2 separate regions of the Homo sapiens genome follow, and region 2 is linked to region 1. A link is a loop called in an ENCODE intact Hi-C map of the cell type or tissue named here. Cell type or tissue: HCT116. All regions are shown on one strand. Each heading gives the region's core, and the rest is flanking DNA. Links, peaks and the distances in the headings are about the cores only.

Region 1 (6,386 bases), core at 2,039-4,538:
GAGAATCCAGTTTTCTGGTCTCTTTTTCCAAGAAGACTTCCCCCGTCAATCTCTTCCACCCTGATCACCCTAAAGCCTGCAAACAGGGTCAGCAAGCACTATGCCTGGTTTTTGTTTTTTTGCTTGCTGTACTTGTTTGTGGAGTAGGATGGCATAGAGGGCAAAAGTGCAGCTCCCAGGATCAGGCAAACCTGGGTTCAAGTCCTGGCTCTGCCACTTGCTGGCTGTGTGACCTTAAGCAAGTTATTTAAACTCTCTGCAGTGTAATTTCCTCATCTATAAAATGGGGATCATTATTTTGAAGAATAAGTGAGCTAAAGTGCTTAGCATAGTGGCTGATATGTGATAAATGCTCAATGAAACTTAGTTCTTATTATCACACACACACAATCTTTATAATTAGATTTCAAATGCCACAAAGGCAAGTACCAATTCAAATCTGTTTTAAAATGGGAGAAAGACAAGCTGGTGCTCAGAAACCACTCCTTCTCTAGTTCCCACACTGGCCCTGACCCCATCTTTCACTTCAAGCTTTCTTTTTTTCCCTTCCCATTGAAACTCCAGTATTAAGAATCTATCTATAGCTGACATCCCAAGCTCCCCGAAAACTGTAGTTAGTTCTCTGTGGCTCCAGGTTGAGGTGAGAATACAGGTAAAATACAGGATGCTTATGCACTAATTAGGAATACACACACACACACACTTTTTTGTTTACCTGAAATTCCAATTTTTATTTATTTTTTATTATTATACTTTAAGTTCTAGGGTACATGTGCACAACATGCAGGTTTGTTACATATGTATACATGTGCCATGTTGGTTTGCTGCACCCATTAACTCGTCTTTACATTAGGTATTTCTCCTAATGCTATCCCTCCCCCTGCCCCCCACCCCATGACAGGCCCCCATGTGTGATGTTCCTCGCCTTGTGTCCAGGTGTTCTCAATGTTCAATTCCCACCTATGAGTGAGAACATGTGGTGTTTGGTTTTCTGTCCTTGTGATAGTTTGCTCAGAATGATGGTTTCCAGCTTCATCCATGTCCCTGCAAAGGACATGAACTCATCCTTTTTTATGGCTGCATAGTATTCCGTGGTATATATGTACCACATTTTCTTAATCCAGTCTATCACTGATGGACATTTGGGTTGGTTCCAAGTTTTTGCTATTGTGAATAGTGCCGCAATAAACATACTTGTGCATGTGTCTTTATAGTAGCATGATTTATAATCCTTTGGGTATATACCCAGTAATGGGATCTCTGGGTAAAATGGTATTTCCAGTTCTGGATCCTTGAGGAATTGCCACACTGTCTTCCACAATGGTTGAACTAGTTTACAGTCCCACCAACAGTGTAAAAGCGTTCCTATTTCTCTACATCCTCTCTAGCATCTGTTGTTTCCTGCCTTTTTAATGATTCCCATTCTAACTGGCATGAGATGGTATCTCATTGTGGTTTTGATTTGCATTTCTCTGATGGCCCGTGATGATGTGCATTTTTTCACATGTCTGGTGGCTGCCTAAATGTCTTCTTTTGAGAAGTATCTGTTCATATCCTTTGCCCACTTTTTGATGGGGTTATTTGGTTTTTTCTTGTAAATTTGTTGAGTTCTTTGTAGATTCTGGATATTAGCCCTTTGTCAGACGGATAGATTGCAAAAATTTTCTCCCATTTCCAATTTTTAACTGGGTATCCTGTATTTTGATTTGCTAAGCCTGGCAACCTTAGGGGGAAAGTGCTCAGGAAGGAACGTCTGGTCTTCCAGCACTATGTCTTGTTTCTCCCACTGGGAAATTCCACTACAACCAAATTTGTTTGTCTGTGGCCCCCTCACACAAGGCTGAGATTATGTTTGTTATAGTCAACTCAGTTCTTCAGTAAACATTTCTAAATGCAAACAAGCATCAAAACCTTCTGAGCCCACCTACCGGTTTAACAGACTTCCTGACTTTCTCTCCATTCCCTACTATTAGGATGCCCTGTCCTTATCACACGGGAACACACACACTCACAAAGGGAAAAATCAATATGATTGATGGGGGGCTACAGTCATTTTTACCATCCCTTCTAATTTTTGACCCTGCATGTGGAATGTGGGTAGAATCTTCACTGGTGCTTTGTATGTCCAAAAACTCTCTGAGAGATAATCATTCCCTTTTCTTTCAATATTGGTAAATATTGTTCCACAGTCTTCCAGTTTCCAGTTCCACAAATAAATGTAAAAGCCTTTTTTGTAAATGTCTCATTTTTTTCTATCCACAGTCTGTAAAATTTTCTTTTTCTCTGGAGCTCAGCAACGCCTCCTATGCCTGGGGTGCATCTGTTTGCAACAATCCTGGAACTCTCACTGAGCCCTTCCTTACTACAGACCATGTCTTTCTTCAGTCAGAAAATGTTTCATCTATCATTTCTTTAGCTATTATCTCTCCTTCTACCCTTCTATAACCCCTGGCTTTTTTCATATTAGATTTCTTGGTTATATTTCTTAGCGTTTTGCTCATAAGCACCATATCTTTGTATTTTGCATTTTCACTTAGTTGGTGAGCTATGTCTCCCATATGATCATCCAGAATGCTAATTTGGTTCCCAGCAGTGACCAGTCCCTTTTACAGTTTGCCTATGAAATTTTTTTTTTTTTTTTTTGAGATGGAGTTTCGCTCCTGTTGCCCAGGCTTGAGTGCAATGGTGCGATCTCGGTTCACTGCAGCTTCTGCCTCCTGGGATCAAGCAATTCTCCTGCCTCAGCCTCCCAGGTAGCCGGGATTACAGACATGTGCCGCCATGCCCAACTAATTTTGTATTTTTAGTAGAGACAGGGTTTCTCCATGTTGGTCAGGCTGGTCTCGAACTCCCGACCTCAGGTAATCTGCCTGCCTCGGCCTCCCTAAGTGCTGGGATTACAGGTGTGCGCCACTGTGCCCAGCTGAAATTTTTTAAATTAAGAAATCATTTTTCGTTGTTTAAGAAAATTCATGTTGTTCTCTGGTTTTCCTTGAGAGCTCTTACTTCCAGTCTAATAAAGCTCTCTTCTGCCACATCGTTTTGTTCTACCTCAGTACAAGCTACCTATTCTCATTGTTTACTAAATTCCCTTAAGTGGATAATGAGTTTTCTTTTTCTACTCATGATTATATGTTCCCTGGGCACTCGCACTGTTTGGGCTGTTTAGGGTGTCTCAAACCAGAAGGCGTCAGAAAGATGGTGGATTTGTGCCTCCTGGTGGGCTGGCAGTGAATAAGCTGTCCAACAATTACAAGCGCCCTCTCTGCAGGGGTCAAGAAAGCAGCTCTGTCCCACATTCCCTGACATAGGACAGTGTGGCAGTCCTCTTCTACCTGGCACCACTGGTCAGCAGGCTCAGGCAGTGTTTCCAGGGACCACACGCATCCGGCAACAGGTGCAACAGCTCTCTGAGGGTCCCTCTGGCCCTCTTAGCAGCTGGGCCTCTCAGGGAGTTGTGAAATCTCCCTTCTTCACCCCAGTCTTTGAGAATGGAGAGCCTTCTCTACCTTACTCACTCCATCCTCACCTGAACCAAACTCCCAGCATCACATCTGCCTTCAGGCTCACCAGCAGGCCCACCCACAACTGCTTGACTCCACCAAGGGAATCATGATGGAAAAAGCCTGGAGCACAGGGCTGGGGGCTATCCTCAGGGAACCAGCTTCCCTCATCTTCCACTGCAAATATTACTGTTCTAAACCTCCTCATCACAAAAGCATAGTTCCTCTGGAATAGCTGTGTGAATAGCTAGCTCCTTTCAAGGCAGTATGGGAGAGCAGAAAATAATCTAAGCTTAGAAACTAAAGACTTGGGTGTGAGACCCAGCTCTGAGCATTTTGTAAATGTTAAAGTGTTGTGTCACCATGAGTTATCTCTGTAATCATATTACTGAACAAGACTAATTCCAGGCCTGAGTCCTGTACAGGGCCCTTACAGTGCTCTCCCAGGCAGCAGATATTTTTCTGCAGAGCACTCCATTCAAATTCTTTAGGGAGAGAGAACTATGATAAATCAAAGACAAAGTAACAATAGCAGAGCCAACACCATATTTTCATAGCATGTTTATGAGGACATCATATGGAACAGAGCTAAAGGGCTTACTGAAGTCAGGATATTTTACGTCTATTGCTTTTGCCTTATCTTCCAGACCTGTCATTCTGACCTGGAGGAAATTAAATTGGTCTGATGTGATTGGCTCCCTGCACAGTCATGTTGGTTTTCATCCAGTACCCTCTGGTTTTCTGGTATTTGCAAATTAATTATCGGATGATTTGTTGCAATATTTCTCACAGGATAATAGTGCCTGTCATAGCACATGACATTTATAATATGTTTTTTAGTTTCTTGGCAAAATGTGCTCAGTAAATGTAAATTATTATTGTTGGTCACTATCAAAGGTGTCGGATGATCAGGCATGAGAATGAGTGGACAGGTTGGGCTCTCTCTGAGCAGGATATGCCACTTACTAAGTACTCCCTCTAGGAAATGGAACTGCAGAAATTATCCTTATCATCATCTAATTTGCAAAACACAGCCACTTTTCCCTTCTTCCTTCCCTGTTCTCACTCACTCCTGTGGTCCACTAGGTAATGTACCTGTCTAGAGAATACTCCTTTTTTCAGAATGAAGACATCTTTTGAGCACATATGATCATTCGACCCAAGAAAGATGTCAGAAGTGTCTACCTTGCCCCAATACCTGTCAATTCAGAGATTCTGGAAGCCAAAGCTGGGGCTCCGAGTCCCAGATACAAATCACAAGCAGAAGTGTGTGTCACCATTTCAGGGTCTGTTATGAAAGAGAAAGATAGAAGTCAGGGGAATGGGGTCCTAGGCTCAATGCCCCACTGGCTGGCTGAAGCAGGTCTACACAAACTCTCAGGACTTCACCTGCCCAGTCAAGGGACTTGACTAGATGTCCTCAGAGGGTCCTTCCAGAGTGCAGTTCTATTTGATATTGAGTTCTTAGCACACAGACATGGCAGATGCACTCTTAGACCAAAGGAGAATCAGATTCTCTGACTATTGATTAGAAAGCCCAATGGCCATAACGTCTGGTGGGAAATCCCATGGACTTAGCCAAGGATGGTAGCAAGGATGAATCCCAGGAAAATTTTGAGCTAGGCAGTGGAGGTTTTTGGAGCTGCTACTCCCTGCCCTCTCAATTCTTTGTTGGTTCTCTCTCCCTCCTCCACCTTTAGGCCATTGGTGCCTTTATATTGTCCCCGATGGCCCATGAAATTCCCAACTTAGTATGTCTTCTCTAGGCCATGTTTACTGCTCACATATTTCAAAATCTACCTCCAGCCTTCAAACTTACCTATCCACTATCCCTATCGAAATATCTCCTTGGTTATTTAAACTCATCAGGAAAACAAAATTGGAAGTCATATATGTATGGCTAATAATGGCTCATTGCTTTACATTCTAACTGAGATCATGAGGACCTTACAAATGGAGGCCATTTGAGCTCTGTAGCAGAAGTGGTTTGGGAGCCTCTCTAAGCACTCAAAACTCAACAGATCAGTTGTAGATATCCTATTTTAATGCATAGCTCATCCTCTCATCAAAGGAAGAGAGCTGGGATGGCATTAAAAAGGTTCAAAACTGAAAACTTGCCACACTAAAAGTCAGAAAATGCCTGACTCCACTTTGCACCCTGGGTCCCATGTACTAAAGACAACATGAATGGATTAAGAATAAGTATCTCTCCCTCAAACAGGCATTTGATGCTCCAGGAAGCTTCAAGGTGGCATGATGAGCAGGAGGAGTCCTGGGTTCCACTTATGCACTTGGTGACTTTAGAAAAGGCTCTTCTCCACTCTGAGCCTGGCTTTTGTACTGAAAATAATAAAAGGTGATCAGGGGGTCTCTGAGGTCCCTTTTAACTCTTAAATATTGTGGTTATCATCTTTACTTATCTCCTCCAGCATGAAGACACTGTAATGTCTTTATCACCAAATGGATACAGGATTGGGCAGACACCTAGTTAGCATTCACCATTCCTGCTGGCTAGGGATGAAGGCTTTTATTCCAGATATCCCCTTGTGTTTTCTTTCAAAAGGATGCATCCTGGCCTTTAAGAGCTGGTTCTTGTCCAGAATCACTTCCAAGGAGCAGGCTGGCCTTCCTCCCCTAGCAGCACTTTGAAATGTAAAATAAAGGTTTGTTCAGTTGTTTTTCACCACCACCAACTTACATTTTGGAGGAATGGAGCCTAGCTGTTGCATCTGGAAATGTGCTGTGCATCCTAATGATTTCAATGTTCCCACCAGAGGAAGTGTCACCTTCATAACCCCAATTCAGCTAAAATTTGCAAGCTGATCAGATAGGAAGTTTTCCTTATGTACACAGCAGGAGGCTCAGTCTAAGCTCCAGAGCTTT
Region 2 (6,386 bases), core at 2,215-4,714, 1.2 Mb before region 1:
CACACTGTTTACATTCCTACTGTGTCTCAGCATCTGTTCTCCTGGGAATAGAACTGGTCCACCTGAACATATGATCTGTGCTGCTGTTGGTGCAGGAGGACAGGAGGGAAATAAGCTGGAAGCCATGGATGTGGAGAGTCTGGCTTCAAGATGGAGCTTGTTTACCTGCAGGTAGGGCTCCACCTCTGCACCCCATTGAGTCCCCCGCCTGGCTGTGGTACGAAGAGCCACCCTGCATACCCTCACCCAGTAGTGAAGTAGGCCGAGGCAGCCAGTGTGGGGTCCAGCGAGTGACATGCATCATCGAAGGTGCTTATTATTTTGATGAAACACAATACATTTCTTTCAGCCCGTAAAATCAAAGGTGTGCAAAAAGGCTGTTTTCAGGGTGTAAAACACCCCTCGTTTCCCTGTGGTGGTGCATAACTATTATGCCTCTGGGGCCTTTGTGCATTTTTCGGGCATGAGTGACACGAGGCTGACTGGGTGGCCTTGGCACCTTGTCTCTTTAGAGAAAAAGGAGACAGTGCTTCTTTCCGATTCCCTATAAAAACCAGTTTTTTGTTGAAGACCTGCCTTTCCCGCTAGTGCCTAATACCAATTATGTCTTTCCAGAGATGGTGAGATTGTTCTGAAAGGATTTCTTGGAAACCTTGTCTTAACAACCCTATCGTCCTAGTGTGATAAGAATATATGAATGGGAGGCCATTGTGGACAGTAATAGGGCCGGGAGGCTTCATCTCCCCATGGAAAGTATAAGACACAAACAGTATAGCTGAGATCATGAGGACCTGGTTTGTAGCAGGTCGTGGGAAAGGAGAGAAGGTGGAGTTGGGAGAGCAGGTGGGAGGTGAGACACATCCAGAAGGGACTGGGTTTCATCACCAGTGACTGCCATGAGTCTAACTTAGTTATCTGGTTGGATAGGGATGCATTTACTGAACTGGGGACCCAGGAGGAGTTGGGAGTAATTTGAGGGAGAGAAGTAACTCCAGTTTAGCATCTTTTGACTCGGAGATGCCTGTGGGACACCCCAAAGAGGACATCCCCGTTAACTTTCAGTTTCCTTTAGTTCTGCTTGCAAAATCAGACAGAACCAGCATCCTGTCAGAGGCTGTTCTTCCCCTTTGGTCCCTCTGCTGGGCTTTCTCCAGCCCCTTGCCCTCAGGCAAGAGAGGAGCCAGCAGTGCAGTCTGCCAGGGGCTCCAGGGGCAGGCTCTTAACACAGCAGGGCCCTTCAGATGTTCCACAGCAGGGCCCTTCAGATGTTCTGTAACTGACAACCCCAGGCCCACTGCCTGCCAGCATCTGTTCACAGAGACACGGCATCACAAACTCTCCGGACTGGAAGGGACATTGGAGGTCATCCACTCCAGCTTTGGGGATGGCATTTTCAGACTGTTCTAATAACTCAAGAGCTACTCCTTCTTTTGTGTGGAAGACTGTTTCTTCTGACTTCCTCTTAATATGCTGCCGGGTCTCCTTCCTAAGGAGAAGCATGCTGGGCCTCGTTTTTGTGGATCTAGCAGCGAGAGACATGACGAAGCCAGATTTGGGAACACAAGTTCTTTTTGTCCTTCACACTACAGCTACGAGAATGGTCTCCATGGTTACAGCAGCTTCTCAGAAATGTCTGGATTTTTCATTTTCTGTATTTCTCTAAATGTCTAGTTTATGAATAATCTGCTTAGGTGACCGGCTGGAAAGTTTCTGCATGTATATGAATATCAAGAAGTACATATTTATATACATTCAAAAGAAAAGTAGGCTGATAGGCATTTTTGGTAATTTTTTTTCTCCCACTGTAAAAATAAATTAGGATTGACTTTAAAATTTTCAAGTTAAACAAGATTCAATGAAAGAAACAGTGCCTTCGTGTTCTTCAAAGGCATGTGAACCATAGAGTGGCTGGAGCTAACCTGATTATGTTTTCTTTAATGTGAAATAGCTATTTGCCTGACATTCCATTCGCATCTCACCGTCGCATTCAACTGGCTGGGACATTGATTTTTTTCTAGGGCTTCCTTTGAACATGAAAGCATTTTTCCTGTTTCTCTCCATTTCCCACCTTGTGAGATACATGATAAGAATGAATCGATAATTACATTGTTGGATAAAAATGAATATAAATTTTATTGAAAAACAACACCAGCAACAACATGGAGAAAGCATACTCAACAGCCACCGGCCCACACAACTCAATGCACACATTATGAGAAGTAATCACCTCTTTCAATTGCCGACTACTTACTCCAAATGAAAAGAAATTATAGACCTAAGATAAACTGAGGCGGGCAATAGAGGCACACCATCTTCGAAAATTTTGCCAATAGCAAATGATGTAGTGATGCTGTTAACCCTCTGTTTGCTGCAGGCAGACCAGGATATCTCAGGAATTAATTGGTTTGGAGAGGAGAAAACCCACTCCTTCTAGTGAACATGGCATCTAAAACCTCAGACCACTGGGAAAACTTTTCTCCTTTTCAAGTCCTTTGAGAAGAGGATTTCACAAACTTTCTTGGCAACTTGTCCCTCCTGCTTAACAACAGGAAATAGTTCTTTATGTCTAGCCGAAATCCTTCATGCTTCAGTTAGTCTATTTATTTACTTTTAATCTTAGCAGGCAGTGAGGAGGCTGTCCTGGTAGGACAATGTAACATATGGGGAACTCACAATGATCATAATCAGATTGAAAATGGAGTCCAGCTGAGCTATGGCACTTCTGAAACAAGCTGGAAAGAAGTGTACTGAAGTTGTGGTTGTAGTGCCTCTGCCCACCACTCCTCCACCCTCGGTTCCCTTCTGCCCTGTGGCCTGGGGGCTGCCATCCTGAGAATTGCAAGCAGATACTTTCTGAGTTTGATCGGTTCCAATCCTTCAATGGTATAGTAATGAGTGTAGTCACAGCTGTTCCATCCAGTCCTATGTCAAGTGCTTCTGTTTCAAGAAGTTATTTCCAGGCAAAACAGTCCCATCACATCCCTTGTCTTTTCAACACACCAGGTTGTCCCCCAGGATGCCCTCACAGCTTGTGCGTGACAAAGATGTCCTCCGTGTACACATAAGGTAGCGCTGAGAAGCCACGAGAAAGCACCTAGTGATTTTAACATAAACATTTCCACAGCATTTTCAAGTTCTGCGAAAAAGCCCGGTGATAGATCAGCCTCGCGGTGTGCAGCGCCGGCAGCTCCGCACTTCGGACACCTGGGGGCGCCCGTGCCATTCCGCCGGCGACTGGGACTCGTCGCCCGGGAAACAAAGATGGGGATTTAAAGAAAAGCCTTCAAAATGCAACTCCGAATGTCTACCCTGAGCAGCATGCGTGTAAAAATTCATGAAGATTAGATTTCATTTCATGTATTTTTACTTCAGTGGAAAGAAATGCAGGTGATTTTCTGACTGCGCCTACAGCTGTCTTTACAAAGGGGGTGCCTAGTTAAACGAGAGGGAGGGGCTTGCTGATGCCCTGCGGTGCTTTGAGGGGCGGGGCCTCCCTCTCTGGTGCTGGGGACAGCTCCTATTTTGCTGGGTGGCATTCTCTGCAATGCTCCAGGATGTATTGATTAATTATATTGCATATCGAAAAGGTATGGGGGTCTCCAGCAGGACTAAGCGAGGCAGCCAGCGCGGGGTCCAGTGAGTGACATGCGTCATCGAAGGCACTTATTGTTTTGATGAAACAAACACATTTCTTTAAGCCCATAAAATCAGAAGTGTGCAAGACGGCTGTTTTCAGGGTGTAAAACTCCCTTTGTTTCCCTGTGGTGGTGCATAGCTGTTATGCCTCCGGGGCCTTTGTGCATTTTTCAGGTGTGAGTGACACGAGGCTGGCTGGGTGGCCTCGGTGGCAGAGACTGCGGAGGGCGCAGGACCTGCCCAGGACAGTTCAGCCCCCCAGGGGAGACACCCCTTTTGCTCGAGGCCGCCGGCCTGTTGGATGATGGGCACCCTTGTGAGCTGGTTCTGGGCTAGGCCACCGTGCTGGGTGGCAGTGGGGACTTTTAGGGGAGGGATCCCGGGGGATAATGAACAGAAGTGTCTGGAGCCTGGATCTTCAGTCAGGCCTGGGCAGGGAAGGCTGCTGCTGCCTGGCAGTTTCCTCACCCTGTACTCTGGATGGCAGGGGCCGGGCCCCCTTGGTTCACCTCTGTAGCCCAAGCATCTGGTACTTCTGTGAGCATTTGTTGGATACAGGGATGTGAGGGTGAGTGCCACGGAGGAAGCTATGAGGGTCCCAGCTGGCCCTGGCTGTGGTTGAGCCTGGAGGCCTGTGGAGGGGCTGTGGGGAGAGGTGCCAGGCAGTGCTGGCTCTCAGGGGTTGGGGGGCACTGAGACAGCCAGGGGCCACGGAGCTGGAGAAGCCGGGAGTTCAGCAGGGAGCATGTCTGTGTGCCAGGATGGTTCTGCAGTGGCCATGTGGGGCCTCTCTCGCCTTTCCCTCTTATCTGCCCTCGCTGAAGTCAGCCTTTCCTCCGTTGCCATGGCAACGGCAGCCTGAGGCGCTGCTGAGGGCCAGCTGGGCAGCTGAGGCCTCTCAGTCTGTGCCTGAGCAAGCAAGGAGCCCTGAGCTGTCCCCATGCAAGGTGAGACTGGAGGGGGCTGTCTTCTCAGAGAAGGGAGGAAAGGAGACGGGATAGGATGTTTTCTCCGAGACAGGCACAAAAGCTGCTCTCGTGCAGCTGGAATTCTTCCCAGCCCTGGCTTTGCTGGTAGAGACACTGGGGGCAGGCAGAGCCCTGTTAAAGTGTGAGTCTCCTCGGCATTGCCGCACTGCACTACTCACCTGATCTGCGCCCAGGTCCTTATTCAGGGCTATCCACAAGACTCCCCAAGGGCCTGGCCAGCCTCTGGAGGCTCTCTGTGGAGGTGGGGCAGGGGCCTGAGGCCCAGGCTCTGTGAGGGCCTGGAGGGCACTCCAGGCCTTAGACTGAACTACCTGCCCTGTGTACTCCTCTCAGAGCAGAGCTGGAGGTCTTACACCCTCAGACCAAGGCTGCAGCTCTGCCGACAGTGTCCCTCCCACCTGCACAGCCACAGCGGGCATGGGCTGCTCTTTGCTTTGCAGTCTCCTCACAACTTTCTGGTTGTCACATTCCTGACTATACTTAGGGATGTTGGAGACGATCAGCTTCCAGCCAGTTGTGGGTCAGCTGGCTTCCTCACCACACCCTTTTTCTTGGGCTCTTGAAGAACAAGAAGTAGCTAATGAAGAGGCAGCAGGATGCAGAAGATGATCAGGTCTGGGAGGAGAAGATAGTCCAAGATTCCCTGGGGGCTCGGAGCTGTCGAGAGGCACGGTGATATTGCTTGAAAGGGGCTCTGTGATTCAAGGACAACCCAGCCTTGCAAATCATGTCCCCTTGGGCATGGAAGAGAATTCTCTAAGCATCATGTGAAAAGCTGTCAACCTGGGCAATATCCCTGCTTTCCCTCATCAACCCTACAGCAACAACAACAGCAGCAGCACTAATACGAGAAGGGGCATCTGGATGCAGGTGTACAGTTTACAATACCTTAGATTTACATAGCACCTTTTCCTTCTAAAGAGCCACTGCCTCTGCCCCCTCAGTCACAGCCACACCTGAGTGAAGCCTTCAGAACACAAAGATCACAGCTCCTGTGGCAGAGGTGGGACACTGAGGCAGAGGCCTAGAAGGGATTTCATGCAGACTCAGTGGTGTCCAGGGCTCCCTGCACTTCCTTCGAGCCCTCCCTGGGGAGGTCTGGCCTTGGCCCTTTGGGAGGGTAAGACCGGGGCACAGCCCTCACTGGGCATTCACTTTGTATTTCAGGATGTAGGAGTAGAAATTGTGGTTGGCATTCTCCAGCACCATGACATAGACTTCCTGGCAGCCAGCTGTGCTGCAGCTTCCCTCCCAGTAGCCCTCGTGGTTCAGGGTCAGGGGCCATGTGTCCTGCCCCTTCACCAGGACTTTGGCAATACCATGCAGCTTCAATTTGAATGGGACATTCCGGTTGGCAGGAAGCACACCTGACAGAGGTTCCAGCAGCTCATTGTCCTGTCCCCAGTTGCCAAAGCTCTCAGGGAACATGGGCCAGTTCACCTTGGTGTTGGCACAGCATACAAGGTAATTAAAGACGAAGATGTAGTTTCCTGGTTCCTGCCTCTTCTTGACAAAGATCTTGAGGGCAAACTTGCCTGCATGGGGCAGCTGGACTTTCAGCTCGGTCTGCTTCTCCCGGTGCAGCTGGAAGATGTAGCGCCGCTGTGTCTCCTCAGTGATGGGGCCATCATCCCCGTGGAGGGAAGCCAGGACATTAATGCCCTCCTCCACGCTGAAGCTGATGGAGCAGCGCCCGTCGCTGGTGTGGATGATAGGGTCAGGGTGGGAGGGCTTCATGATGCCCATCTGCTCCGAGAACCA

What was found. A loop is a pair of places that touch in the nucleus more often than their neighbours do. Peaks named below come from ENCODE experiments on the same cell type or tissue, not always from the same donor. Only the 100,000 strongest peaks of a DNase experiment are listed, where the experiment ranks them.
Region 2: a loop joins it to region 1, with 6 times the contacts of the local background. A loop is called at or near these places in 1 of 110 quality-filtered maps.

The regions. Positions count from the first base shown.
Region 1 is chr3:135,789,153-135,795,538 of GRCh38, forward strand. It overlaps LOC105374123 (a long non-coding RNA gene), which reads right to left and starts at 4,774. Exons shown (of 3, transcript XR_924529.2): 1 at 4,702-4,774. In HCT116, for the core only: a CTCF peak has its summit at 3,210 (motif pointing left); a DNase peak (open chromatin) is centred at 3,217; H3K27me3 peaks cover 299 bases.
Region 2 is chr3:134,597,814-134,604,199 of GRCh38, forward strand. KY (kyphoscoliosis peptidase) reads right to left here. Exons shown (of 11, transcript NM_178554.6): 11 at 2,110-6,386. The coding sequence ends at 5,766. It also overlaps a transcript of CEP63 not described here. Among named protein-coding and RNA genes, the nearest start is that of KY, 50 kb to the right of the region's middle. RefSeq lists a silencer at 6,254-6,386. In HCT116, for the core only: a CTCF peak has its summit at 3,195 (motif pointing right); a DNase peak (open chromatin) is centred at 3,228; H3K27me3 peaks cover 467 bases.